Linked DNA regions of Homo sapiens: region 2 is linked to region 1. The links are chromatin loops, found by intact Hi-C in ENCODE. Cell type or tissue: MCF 10A. All regions are shown on one strand.

Evidence for each region. A loop is a pair of places that touch in the nucleus more often than their neighbours do. Peaks named below come from ENCODE experiments on the same cell type or tissue, not always from the same donor. Only the 100,000 strongest peaks of a DNase experiment are listed, where the experiment ranks them.
Region 2: a loop joins it to region 1, with 5 times the contacts of the local background. A loop is called at or near these places in 2 of 110 quality-filtered maps.

The regions. Positions count from the first base shown.
Region 1 is chrX:40,099,268-40,101,767 of GRCh38, reverse strand. It overlaps LOC107985687 (translation initiation factor IF-2-like), which reads left to right. Exons shown (of 1, transcript NR_171574.1): 1 at 1-32. It also overlaps a transcript of BCOR not described here. Among named protein-coding and RNA genes, the nearest start is that of BCOR, 2.6 kb to the right of the region's middle. RefSeq lists an enhancer at 900-1,420. In MCF 10A, no CTCF peak of the experiment used is centred here; a DNase peak (open chromatin) is centred at 1,407.
Region 2 is chrX:39,953,104-39,955,603 of GRCh38, reverse strand. No RefSeq gene overlaps it. Among named protein-coding and RNA genes, the nearest start is that of LINC03053, 55 kb to the left of the region's middle. RefSeq lists a silencer at 1,446-1,674. In MCF 10A, no CTCF peak of the experiment used is centred here; a DNase peak (open chromatin) is centred at 1,523.

The DNA.
Region 1 (2,500 bases):
GATCCTAGTATACGTTATAAATAAATCTTGCACACAAGGTTAGAAGGCCAGGGTCCCCCCAAACACAGGATGCCTGGCCTTTCCCCTAGGCCAGGGTGGAGCTGGAGGTGTGTGGGAGAGGCCCTAGCGGGTCTTGCAGAGTCAACCTGCCTTGAGAAGGGCAGCCAGGCTCAAGGCCTGCTCCTAGAAGGGCCAGCTCGATTGCCCAGTTGCAGGGCCTGGTTAGCCTGAGGTCGAGTGGTTTGTTATAATCAGGAGACACTTCCATGGGAAGGGAGATTGGTGGCGGAGGGGCAGCCCCCGCTGCTCCATCCGCAGCACCTCTCATTTCGGCACCTATTTCTTTATTTCTCCGTGGGCTGCACGGCCTCCCCTCCCATGCACTCCTTTGCTCACTCTCTCCTCCTCCTCTGTTTTCATTGAAATCCTCCCCTTGCTGAGTGCTGGGTATAGCAGCCTGACCCCCGGGTCAGCTCCCGAAGGGCTTGTGGGAGGGCAGGAGAGGAGGGGGCAGGAGAAGGGCCAAACCGCCGGCACCCATTGCAGGCCCCGCGGCATCCCCAGCTCCCTGAGCCCCTTCTTAAGTGAGGACACAAGATGGGATTGCCCTTCGACAGCTTTCTGCTTGTTTTCCCCAGAACAATTGGAACTAACCGGGCCAATAGGTGTAATCTCCCCTCCCCCCCTCTGCCTTATAGCGCCTCGGGAAAATCCCACATTTTAATTCCCAGTGAGTCACGAATCCCCCCCACCACTCATGCCTCTTAGGACTCCCTTAATAAGATATTTTTGAAATCCCACGGAGTTGAAAAATGTATCCCTAGGAGATGGAGGAGAAACCCTTTAATCCTACCAGCCTACCGTGGAGGCAAGATCCCTAGAAAAGGTGGGGGAGGATGTTGCAAATTACGTCAAAGGCGAATTTACTGGCCTGTTTGTCTCCAGCATCAAATTTCTCCCCCAGTCAGCCCTCCCCTCGGCCCCTTCGCATTTACAGCACCCCCACCACCCCTGTTCATTTTAACTCTAGGACTTTTTTTTTTCTTTTTCTTTTCTTTTTTTTTTTTTGAGACGGAGTTTCGCTCTTGTTGCCCAGGCTGGAGTGCAACGGCGCGATCTCGGCTCACCGCAACCTCCGCCTCCCGGGTTCAAGCGATTCTCCTGGCTCAGCCTCCCGAATTCTAGGACTTTTAAAGTTAGACAAACAGGCCTCTTTGTCAGCAGCCCCGGGAGGCCGTAAGACTCTGAGAGGCTGCAGGCCCCGAGCTCGGTTCCTGGATTTTCTAAAAGTTCTGGACGTTTACATGCGACTTCGAACTCCGAGAAAAGCCTGTGCCTGGGGGCAGAGTTGGGGAGACGAGGGGAGGGGATAGAAGGTGGCTGGGCGCCGGGCCAGGGCCTCTGCGGTTCGGCCTAACCGAGCCGGAAGAGCCTGGCACGGCTCCACACTGGCCCAGGCCAGTTCTCCCGTCCAGCCTGCAGCAGCAGAGCGGCCTCCTCGCCTGGAACCACGTTCAGAGTTTCCCCACAAATACCCAGCTTCAGCCTTCCCGGTTATTTTTGACTTGTTTTGAATAAAAGGAGTCGCTTCAAAAAGAAATGTTGCCACAACACACAACCAGAGGCCTTTTCTCCAGCTGTGTCTGTAACTCGCATGCGTTCAATCTAATAACTTTTAATGTCTGGTCCTAAAATGTCTTTATAAAAAATAGTTTTACAGCATAATAGTCCAGGTGTCTTTCTGCTTGTTACCGGAGATTAAAAAAATGTGTGGGTTGGCTTGCAGAGATATCCACCCCCAGAAAGACCAGGAAGAAAAAAGCGTGCATTCCATTCTGCAGGCGCTGGTCCTGGAAGCGTTCGCGGCCCAGCCTGGCTGGGCACTGCTCGCGGGGGCACTTGCTCGCCTGTCTTTTGCATCAGTTGTTATAAGCAGCTCTGGAGCATGAAGATTTAATTCTGCCGAAGTTTCGGGTTTCAAACGGTAGAGATGTTTCACTTCTGCTTTGAGAAGGGCTGTTTTTATAACTATGTGCTGAGAACTAAAACAGAATGAATAAAATCGCACCTAATACCAGTCCCACAGTCAGTAGTGAGTCTAATTTTTAAAAGGGAAAATATCTGCTAGCTAGAGCTGATTTTGGCCTTGACCTTGACTTAGTAATCAACTTGAGATGCTTTTGATTATTTTTGGCATGGGGACACTCCAGGATATTTTAAAAACTTTCCGTGTGGATTTACAAGCCACCTCCATTTCAGATTTATGTTTCATGGAGCCTGCACCATCTTGTCCTTAGGCAGAAAGAGACACCCCACCCCCTTCCCAGTATAAAAAGACCCTAGTGGGCAGCCGAATGGGGTCACCATTGGCCGCGAAGTCCGGGCCCGCAGTCTGGGCGCGGTTAGTCCGGAATACCCCCTCCCCCACTCCTACCCCTTCCCGCCAGCTTCACCAACTAGGGCTTCTCGGCTCGCCCTTGAGGCTTTGCGCTCCGGGGAG
Region 2 (2,500 bases), 150 kb after region 1:
CTGCGTGTTCTCACTAAAGGTGGATGATGCTGGGACCCTGCTTCTGGCATCTGCCCACCTCTGGACCTTTCCTCACTCAGCATCCTGTACCCAGAGTGCTTTTCCTTCCAGTCAGGCTTGTTGCAATCTTGCCCAGACTTGTACTGCCCAGGTGAAACGCCACCACCTTCATGAAGCCTTCCTGACCAGCACTTCCAGCCCCACCTCCACACAAACAAACGTTCTTTTTATTCTTTCCCAGCACTTCCTGGGTTGATGCCTCGCCTCGTTTCTTCCTGTATCACAGTTATTAATGGGCTTGTCTCGGCTTCCCATTAGACCGCAGGCTTCCTAAAAGGCTTGTTCAAAATGAAGCCTCCACAGCGCCTTGCACCTAGAAAGGGCTCACTGCATTTTAGTTTAATGAATGAACAAATAAGTCGCAAGCAACACATCAGCAGGTTGCAATGCCCAGTCAATGTAGGGGAATTAATTTTGACTTTGGCAATCCATGCCTTGGGGGGTGTGACAAGGCCCCAGGAAATGCGAGGTGGGGAGTCGCTCAGGGCGGGGAGCAGATGTCCACATTCTGCTTTGTTATTACTTCAGCTTATTGGTCCAGGTTTTTTCTTTTAGACAGAAAAGAATCCGCCCATGTTTTCATGTTGTTCTCATTGAAATACACCCACAGGCGTTGAAACGAACCCACTGGTGAAGTGCAAGGAGAGAGAGGGCAGCCCGTTTGTTTCTTCACTAAGGTTTGGGGCTGCAGCTTATGGGCCGGAATTCCCAGGGGCTCCAGCGCAGGAAGCTGAGGGCAGAATGAGGGAGTCGGAGAAACTGGTGGTGAGCTTCTCCTTAGGTAAATGGTCGAAGCAGTGGGGGGTTGGGGAGATGCTTTGGCGCTGGAGCTTTTAAAATGTGACTGTGAATTCACGTTTGTAGGAAGCCTTTTTCAAATGCTTTCCTTTTCCCTTCAGGGAGTTGCAGAGGGTGTGAAGGGTGCGGTGCGGAGCTGGGTGGAAGGCAGAGGTGGCTTGGGCTGGGAACCCCTATTTCAGGCTGTTCATTTGTTCGGTGGTTCAGTTCCTTCCTTCCTTCATTTGTTCATTCATACATTGAATAAATGTGAATTGATGATCCACCAGAACGATAAGACTTTTGGAGCCAGTAGTCTAAGCTCTGTATTTGGAAAAGGAAGGCTCAGAAAGGTGTGCTCCAAGTGACCTGCTCCACGTCACACAACCAGTTACGAGCTGTGGTAAGATTTGAACCTTCATCTCGTGCTTCCCAGTCCAGCGCTCCCAGGGCTTTGTGGGGGCTGCTAAGGGGACCCCAATGGGCCCTTTCCTGGCACACTTTGTTTTAAGCTGAGTTCTTCCAGTGGGTGAAGAAATGTGGCTCCCTCTGAACTCACAACTGAACCTGTCCTCAGTGCCCTGCCCCGGTGCAGTGCAGGTCTCTGATGGGGCTGCTGCACAGACCGCACTCTGTGCTCAGTGTTTATAAAGCCGCGTCAGCCTTGGGTGTGGACAGGAGTGACCTGTGCTGTCTAAACAAACCGCGAGCTTCTGGCGGCCTGCCTGCCTGCCTGCCAGGGTGCATGTGACGTTCTCTGGCCAAGCGAGGTTGGTTCGATTGGAACTCCTGGCTTTGCTCCTTTTGAGTGCAGCAGTGTGTAAATGTAGGTCTGAGCCCTTTAGTGCCCCAGAGGGAGCAGAGGCTGGCTATCATCTAAGATGCAAAGGTGCGTGGTTTCCCATCATGTTACTGCCAGCTCCTTCCACCTCCCCCGAGCTATTCCTTCTTTCTTTCCTGTTTCTCTTAATCACCAAGGGACAAAGAAGAGACCTGTCGTCCAAAAAATCCAAGCAGATGTCACCTACGAGAAACCACAGGAACAGGCAGATTTTAGTAAAATGAAGGCCTAGCAGCTGCTTTCAAAGACTCTGCCCCTAAATAATGCAACTTCGGTTTGTCATTCCAGATGTATGTTTGAAAAATCAGGCTTAAGTCTGTCATTTTAAATGGCTTTTTAAATGACACAGAAATTTTACTATTTTTAGGTCAAATACCTTGCAGAAGTTGACATTTTAAGGTTTGGCTATGTGTGAAAACATCCAAAGGGAAACGTGTGCTTTCTTTTTTCTAGAAACAATAAACAGGATGAGTGGCCTTAGTTTATTTGTGCACGTTCTTACCTCTCTTGTATTTGCATCTCCAGTGTTTATTGGTGTGATTCTTCAGGCATACACTCAACATGGCAGATGTCACCTGAAGGCCGCCCTTTAGAGATGAGGTCCCCACAAATAAGAGCAGGTCATTAGACTAGAACCGCCTTTGTTCCCTTAACTACAGTGTTTTCTGTCTCCACACAGAGCACACTATATATAAAGCCATAACCATTCAGAGTCACACATGGACTATATAAAGGCACTGCTGAGAGATGAAAGATGTTTTTAACCCCTTCCTCTCAGGCGTCTGTGGCAGCTGCAACCACTCAGTTTTAGAATGTGCCAAG